2 separate regions of the Homo sapiens genome follow, and region 2 is linked to region 1. A link is a loop called in an ENCODE intact Hi-C map of the cell type or tissue named here. Cell type or tissue: GM12878. All regions are shown on one strand. Each heading gives the region's core, and the rest is flanking DNA. Links, peaks and the distances in the headings are about the cores only.

Region 1 (4,404 bases), core at 234-4,233:
GAAATATTTCTTCAGGGAGTGTTTTGAATGAGCAAGAGCACATTCTAGTCCTGACTCTCCTAGTACATGGTTAAATGACCTCTTCCGGCAAGGCGTTTTCCTTAACAGCAAGACCAGATTAAATCAGAGATTTGACATGACGAAAGATACAAATGTCACAGCCCTCCTGTAACCTGTAACCCAGGGATGGCAGTGGCCATGGAAAGAATCCTAAAGCAACAAAATAGTGCCAAGCCACATGCTCCTTCAGCCTTCACCTCTGCTTATTTTTTTCCCCTTTCTGAGCTATTTAATCTTTTTCTCTTTTCTTCCTGTCTTCCTACTACCAACAGTACCCCCACCTGTCTGGAATACCTGTTTGGTATTCAACTGATGGGGTAAGTTTATTAATGTAGTTTCTGTTTTTTACCCACTATGCAGTAAGATGGATTATATCGCATCACCACCTAAAATTACAACTTCTGCTCTTCAGAAACAGTAACTTTGGCATGAAGACAACAAAGAATTTAAAATAAATATATAAGTAAAAAACATCATAACAGCCAAATATCCATCTGAAACAATAATTCACTACATTTCAAAATTAACAATTTAAGATTAATGTTCTATTTAAAATATGAACATTAAATGATAAACTTAGCTAATTAAAAGATATTATAAATATAAATATTATAGGTTATGGTTTCAATTAACATTATGAACAAATAAAGCTTTATTCAACACACAGATTAAGATACATGAATGTCCACTAACTTCTCTGGAAATAATTTTTGCAGTTGGTACATCACAAACATCGGACAATGCAACAAAATCACCAAATGAAGACATCCTATCAGCCCCTGTAAATAAAATTAAAATGAGGTATTTATCACAAAGTATCCTGATACAGAAAAAGTAATAAAATTCTCCACTGTCATATAAAATTCATTACTCTAAAGCTAATCTTACTGTTTACATAAGATTTTAACAGATCAATAAGTCATTTAACTGAAGTAACCAGTAAGAAAGTATTCTTTAATTTTACCCTCTAGAGTGACACTCAGAAAACTTTTTCTGTGAAGGACCAATTTATATATACTATATTCACAAAAACAGGGTGGCAGGCTGGATTCAGCTGAAGTTGCTGACCACTGCTGTAGATGATAAACTATGGTAATAGTTTCTCAAGAACTTTCAGAAATACTAAAGGGATATTCATGGGTTATTAAATTCAACAAGTAAATGTCTCTGATAAAACATGACTCTAACCAAATGTAGTAAAGTTAGAAGAGCCATAAATCACGCCTGTAATCCCAGCCCTCTGGGAGGCTGAGGCAGGTGAATCACTTGAGGTCAGGAGCTCAAGACCAGCCTGGCCAACATGGTGAAACCATGTCTCTACTAAAAATACAAAAAAATTAGCCAGGTGTGGTGGCACGCACCTGTAATCCCAGCTACTCAGGACGCTGAGGCAGGAGAATCGCTTGAACCCAGGAGGTGGAGGTTGCAGTGAGCTGAGATGGCGCCACTGCACTCCAGCCTGGGCAACAGAGCAAGAAGCTGTCTCAAAAAAAAAAAAAAAAAAAAAAGAATAGCTTTTTGTAATTTCAATTTTGGTCACATATTAAACAATAACAAATGCATTCAATAGCCTAAATTAGCAAAATTACATTGACCAAATTCCAATTGTGTTTCCATTTATTACACTAAAATACTAACAAATACTTTTTTTTTTTTGAGACGGAGTATCGCTCTGTCACCCAGGCTGGAGTGCACTGGCGCTATCTTGGCTCACTGCAAGTTCCACCTGCCGGGTTCACACCATTCTCCTGCCTCAGCCTCCTGAGTACCTGGGACTACAGGTACCCCCCACCACGCCCAGCTAATTTTTTGTATTTTTAGTAGAGACGGGGTTTCACCGTGTTAGCCAGGATGGTCTCGATCTCCTGACCTCGTGATCTGCCCGCCTCAGCCTCCCAAAGTCCTGGTACTACAGGCGTGAGACATTGCGCCCGGCCTAAAATACTAACATACACTTTTATAAAGAAATGTATTTTGAGGTACTCACAGAATCAATCTCAAATATTAATAAAACAAATTAAATAGGAAATCCTATAATGAAACAAAGGGTATTTTACTTTAATCAAACTATATTATATAGAATAACTGTATATTTACATAGAGATAGAAGTCCTTAATTTCATCTATATATTATACAGAATATCTATATATTTTTTCTTTATTCTATCCTCTTTATTCTATTTAGGATAAAATATTGCTTTTTCTTTCTCCCCCAAATCAAAAAGCCCTATGAGTCTGACCTCTTGCTCTTGCATATGCCGCTGAGATGGGTGTGAGGGTTTTATAGAGATCATAAACCATGCAGACTTTGGCCTCATCTTCACTGAGTGGAATTCCAACAGCAGCACCTGGTTAGAAAATAGTAAAATCATAAACAAAGAAAGCTAAAGTTACTACCTGTCAACTCCTAAATCAAGACAGTTTTCTTAACACCCAGTCTACGCAGCACATTTTCTAGTGCCTGTGCTAAATTAAACAGAAATCTATTTAGCCAGATAATTATACACTAAAAATATGGTTGTGGGAGCAGTGTGAGGGAAATCTCCTCTCTGCCCTCCAAAACCACAGAGCCACTGAAGCCTGACAGTACCCAGCGTGTAGGTGAAGCTCGTTTACTTCATTACTGACTCACTCTTTCTCTCTGTTCTGCTTGATATCACTTTGATATCACACATCATTTATTTCTTCCCCACTCACATCACTTTAACACCCAATAAACACCTGAGAACAAATCATGTGCTGGAGGACTGTCAGCAAGATGTGGTGTACAGACAACTCAATTGCGGAGTTCATGATTTAAACACAGAAGCAAAGTATCTCATACAACGACTATAAGAAGTTTCAGATAAAGAGTCCAAAGAAGAACTTCTTTATGTTTACTCCATTACATTTTCAAAGATGTGGCACAAGACTTAGTCTATTGCATTAGGACATTTCACTTTTATTTTCTAAACTTTTATGGTTCCACCCCACAAACAAATTCCTGCCTCATTTTCCTGACAATATTACACAATTCTGTGTGTGTGTGTGTATCAGATTTTATATTATTACATTGATACTGTTATCAACAGATGACTTTCAGATTTCATAGCATGTCTATATTCACATTAGAACTTGTTAATATTCAAAAAAATTTAAGAAGAAATGCCTTTCGAACAATTCTGGAGCTTTCCAGAGCACAGAGCTTTACCTGCTGGGCTGACATGTTTGAAAGAGGCAGCGGCTGGAATACCTAAAGCCTCCTTGAGTTCCTTCACCAGCTGCCAGGCGTTCAAAGCATCGCACAAGTTTATAAATCCAGGGGCTCCATTTAGAACTAAATGTAAAAATATACATGCACATTACTAAGCAGGATCAGTAAGGTCAGATGTATGCACACTTCTCAAAAAAATAACATGACTAAACAAATGTTTTAAGTATAATTAAGAGCCAAACAGATACACACAAACATAAAATCTTGATGATAAAGAACAAAGCAACTGAGCCTGAGCCCATCTTTAAAAAAAATGCACATGTACATGAACACACACACACACACACACACACACACACACACACACACACACGACTGGAGGACCAGAACCAGCCAGTCTAGAAATAAATCCACAATAAGAGATTTAGGGATGGGAGAAACTATGACAAGACTAGTGATCAGTCAGGAATTCATGTAAATACAGAACTAAGATTAAACAATTGAGGTAATCACAGAGACAGTACAAAATTAAAGTTATAAACCCTATCGATGTAAGAAATTATATTACAAGCTAAAGCAACAGCTGTGGGTGGAAGAAGAGAAGAAATAATGTGTTTTTTCTTTCTTCTTTGATGGCAAACTCAACAGACTCTGCCTAAAGCAGAACTGTAGTTAAAAGGAGACTGCAACTTCAGAGTTTTCCATTACCTAGTTTCTCAACACTGGCAGATTTTTTTAGGAGCTAGTATCTCTTGTGAATAAACATAAGAAGTTCAGCACACAGAAAGAAATGGTGGGCCAGCACTAATTAAAAACAAAAATGAGCCGGGTACAATGGCTCACCCCCATGACCCCAGCACTTTGGGAGGCCGAGGTGGGTGGATCACAAGGTCAGGAGTTCGAGATCAGCCTGGTCAACATGGTGAAACCCCCGTCTCTACTAAAAACACAAAAATTAGCTGGGTGTGGTGGCGGGCGCATGTAATCCCAGCTACTAGGGAGGCTGAGGCAGGAGAATCGCTTGAACCTGGAAGGTGGAGGTTGTAGTGAGCCGAAACCGCGCCACTGCACTCCAGCCTGGCCAACAAGAGCGAGACTCCGTCTCAAAAAAAAAAAAAAAAAACCCAAAAAACAAAAATGTGTAATTTCAT
Region 2 (4,404 bases), core at 85-4,084, 370 kb after region 1:
GTTCCATTGGTCTATGTGTCTGTTCTTGTACCAGTACCATGCTTTTTTGATTACTATAGCCTTGTAGTATAGTTTGAAGTTGGATAATGTGATGCTTCCAGCTTTGTTCTTTTTACTTAGGATTGTCTTAGCTATTCCATCTCTTTTTTTGGTTCTGTATGAATTTTAAAATTTTTTTCTAATTCTGTGAAGAATGTCAATGGTAGTTTAATGGGAATAGCATTGAATCTGTAAATTACTTTGGGCAGTATGGCCATTTTCGCGATATTGATTCTTCTTATCCATGAGCATGGAATGTTTTTCCATTTGTTTGTGTTCTCTCTGATTGCTTTGAGCAGTGGTTTGTTGTTCTCTTGAAGAGGTCCTTCACTTCCTTTGTTAGCTGTATTCCTGGGTATTTTATTCTTTTTGTAGCAATTGTGAATGAGAGTTCATTCATGATTTGGCTCTCTGCTTGCCTGCTGTTGGTGTATAGGAATGCTAGCAATTTTTGCACAATGATTTTGTCTCCTGAGATTTTGCTGAAGCTGCTTATCCTAGCTTAAGAAGCTTTTGGGCTGGACAATGGGGTTTTCTAGATATAGGATCATGTCAACTGCAAACAAAGATAATTTGACTTTCTCTCTTCCTATTTGAATACCTTTATTTCTTTACCTTGCCTGATTGCTCTGGCGAAAACTTCCAATACTATGTTGAATAGGAGTGGTGAGAGAGCATATCCTTGTCTTGTGCCAGTTTTCAGGGGGAATGCTTCCAGCTTTTGCCCATTCAGTATGATATTGGCTGTGGGTTTGCCATATACATCTCTTACTATTTTGAGGTATGTTCCTTCAATACCTAGTTTGAGTTTTTAACAAAAGGGATGCTGAATTTTATCAAATGCCTTATCCGCGTCTATGGAGATAATCTTGCAGTTTTTGTCTTTAGTTCTGTTTATGTGATAAATCACATTTATTGATTTGTGTATGTTGAACCAACCTTGCATCCTAGGGATGAAAGCCAACTTGTGGCAGATAAGCTTTTTGATGTGCAAACTGGAGTTTGCCAGTGTTTTATTGAGAATTTTTGCATCGATGTTCATCAAGGATATTGGCCTGAAGTTTTTTTTTTTTTTTTTTTTTTGAGGCAGAGTCTCACTCTGTCAGTCACCCAGGCTGGAGTGCAGTGGCACGATCTCAGCTCACCACAACCTCTGCCTCCCGGGTTCAAGCAATTCTCCTGCCCCAGCCTCCCAAGTAGGTGGGATTACAGGTGCCTGCCACATGCCTGGCTAATTTTTTGTATTTTTAGTAGAGACAGGGTTTCACCATGTCTCTACCGGGCAGGCTGGTCTTGAACTCCTGACTTCAGGTGATCCACCCGCCTTGGGCTCCCAAAGTGCTGGGATTACAGGCATGAGCCATCATCCACAGCCTCTTTTTTTTTTTTTTTTTTTTTTTTGGTATCTCTGCCAGGTTTTGGTATCAGATGATGCTGGCCTCATAGAATTAGTTAGGGAGGAGTCTCTCCTTTTCAATTATTTGGAATAATTTTAGCAGACATTGTACCAGCTCTTCTTTATACTCTGGTAGAATTCAGCTGTGAATCCATCTGGTCCTGGGCTCTTTTTGGTTGGTAAGTTTTTTATTACTGCCTCAATTTCAGAACTTGTTATTGGTCTATTCAGGGATTCAATTTCTTCCTGGCTCAGTCTTGGGAGGGTATATGTGTCCAGAAATTTATCCATTTTTTCTACATTTTCTAGTTTATTTGCATAGAGGTGTTCATAGTATTCTCTGATGGTTGTTTGTATTTCTATGGGGTCAGCGGTACTATCCCCCTTATCATTTTTCATTGTGTTTATTTGACTCTTCTCTCTTTTCTTATTTGTTAGTCTAGCTAGTTGTCTATTTTATTAATTTTTTCAAAAAACAGCTCCTGGATTCGTTGATTTTTTTAAGGATTTTTTGTGTCTCTATCTCCTTCAGTTCAGCTCTGATCTTGGTTATTTCTTATCTTCTGCTAGCTTTGGGGTTTATTTGCTCTTGGTTCTCTAAGTTCTTTTAGTTAAGATGTTAGGTTATCAACTTGAGCTCTGTCCAGCTGTTTGATGTGGGCATTTAGTGCTATAAATTTCCCTCTTAACACTACTTTAGCTGCGTCCCAGAGATTCTGGTACATTCTCTCTTTTTCTCATTAGTTTCAAAGAACTTCTTGATTTCTGCCTTAATTTCATTATTTACCCAAGAGTCATTCTGGAAAAGGTTGTTCAATTTCCATGTAGTTGTGTGGTTTTGACTGAATTTCCTAATCTTGAATTCTAATTTAATTGCACTGTGGTCTGAGAGACTGTTTGTTATGATTTCAGTTCTTTTGCATTTACTGAGGAGTGTTTTACTTCCGATTATGTGATCGATTTTAGAGTAAGTGACATGTGGCAATGAGAAAAATGTACATTCTGTTGTTTTGGGATAGAAAGTTCTGTAGATATCTATCAGGTCTACTTGATCCAGAGCTGAATTCCGGTCCTGAATATCTTTGTTAATTTTCTGAAAGACAAAACTTTTATACTAAGAAGTTCTATACCTGGGCAAAAGCATTGCCATTCATTGAGCACTGCCCATATGACATGCTTTATATGAAATATTGATGATCCCTACAGCACTCTTCAGGGTGAATATTATTATCCCCTACTATTATATTATTTCTCTAAGGCCTAGAAGTGGGATTTGAATCCAGGACTGTCTGACTCCTGCCTGTTTATTTTTCTAATCCTCCACACTGCTCCTCTGGACTCAGCCATGCCTACTTCAGTTGAGTTTCACAAGAGGCTTTCACATAGTTTTTAAAATAAGGTTTGAAATTTGAAACAGACTTTTAAAAAATATACATATTTCAATTACTGTTTATAAGACCATCTCATCTTCTTGAGCCTTGCGCAAATTGTTTTTCCATGCTGATCCTCAAAAAAATTAAAAAGAATAAAGAAAAGCTGGCAAACACATTTGCTGGCCAAGATTGAGATTTATAGCCTAATAGTCTATTAAGTAGGAAAAAAGATACAACATCTCTTTTAGAAATGCCAACATCTACATTTCTTTCATCTTCCTACTGTTGGGCATCATAGTGTATGCCAGATGTACTGGTGACTGTAGAAGTAGACCGAAGAGTCCAATACTCATTCCAGCAACAGGATCTTGAGGAGTCTTCATTTCAGAGAAAACAGTATTTTTTTCCCCAATTGCTTTGGCATTTTCCTATCAGGAGAAACCAAGAAGAAAATACAAGATTGATAGTCATTAGATCTAGAGCATCAATAAAGAACAAAGTAAAAAGTGGTAAATTAAATTAAATGATGACTAAAGTGAATTGGGTCTAGTGTAACCGGTGTGAAATACTACTGGATGCTGTACTTTCAGTAGGGTGTTTTACTCAGAGCAAAAGACATTTATTGTTGAGACAGATAATGAAAGTATAAGAACTATAGAAATAACTAGGGGAAAATGTAGCAAAGATAAAGAGAACAAGAGACCAATGCTGCTTTTGAAGGGTCAGCTTTTTAAAACCTGTATTCTGGCTTCCTTTGTAATTAGTGCTCTTTATTTAGACTAAGGCAATCTGAGTCACTCTAGACTCCAGCAGGCTTGTTGTAGCTCCTAACATTACATTTTAAGTTACAGAGCATAAAGAATTAAGAATTCTAAAACATAAAAGTTTATTTTGACCCTAAACTGAAGTTTATTTTAATTAAAACTAATTTAAGATGTAGCTTGAGTTATATAGAAATTAGTAATAGTATGTCTTCTAGCCTCTAATAATTTTTCTTAAATAGACTTACGGAAGTGGTAAGTTTCCACTCTCTCTGGAAGGAACTCGATCTCTTTCAAAGAAGAAGTGCTACATCACCCTAACTTACTTTTATTGTTTCTTAATGCATATATGAGATCTACCATTGTAATAATGTTACTGGTTTTAAAAATCAACCCAATTATTCTCCCACTGCCTCCCTCTAACACACTAGTTGTTTGAAGGCATCTTTGTTAGATTTTGCATGAATTGGGTTTTTACTTTAACTATAAAATTGATTTTCTTTGAATTCTAACATGCTAATAAAAATCTTTTAATTAGCTTTCCTTTGCAATGTCAATATCTATTCTATTCATGTGGTTCCCTCTAGTGGTTAATATAACATGAAAATTCTGTTCTTTCTTCTCAAAAAATACAGGTTTGCTTGTTTTCCTTAACAAATGTTATACAACTAGGCTCTTTTTCAAGAATACTAACACATTGTCCCTTCCACTCCAGTGTTTATTCTTACTTTGTTGCATTAGAAGCAGTGGTCCATGGGAAGCATCTAAATTAAGGTTTATAACTGTAGAGACATCAGAAGATGTCTTATTTTTAATATACATTATATGTAAGAAA

Evidence for each region. A loop is a pair of places that touch in the nucleus more often than their neighbours do. Peaks named below come from ENCODE experiments on the same cell type or tissue, not always from the same donor. Only the 100,000 strongest peaks of a DNase experiment are listed, where the experiment ranks them.
Region 2: a loop joins it to region 1, with 4 times the contacts of the local background. A loop is called at or near these places in 1 of 110 quality-filtered maps.

The regions. Positions count from the first base shown.
Region 1 is chr2:215,331,354-215,335,757 of GRCh38, reverse strand. ATIC (5-aminoimidazole-4-carboxamide ribonucleotide formyltransferase/IMP cyclohydrolase) reads right to left here. Exons shown (of 16, transcript NM_004044.7): 8 at 3,251-3,376; 9 at 2,301-2,408; 10 at 754-839. Among named protein-coding and RNA genes, the nearest start is that of ATIC, 21 kb to the right of the region's middle. In GM12878, for the core only: no CTCF peak of the experiment used is centred there; a DNase peak (open chromatin) is centred at 2,667.
Region 2 is chr2:214,960,642-214,965,045 of GRCh38, reverse strand. The region is part of intron 39 of ABCA12 (ATP binding cassette subfamily A member 12); the gene reads left to right. It overlaps SNHG31 (small nucleolar RNA host gene 31), which reads right to left. Exons shown (of 4, transcript NR_110292.1): 4 at 1,441-3,236. Among named protein-coding and RNA genes, the nearest start is that of SNORA70I, 120 kb to the right of the region's middle. In GM12878, for the core only: no CTCF peak of the experiment used is centred there; no DNase peak of the experiment used is centred there; H3K27ac peaks cover 680 bases.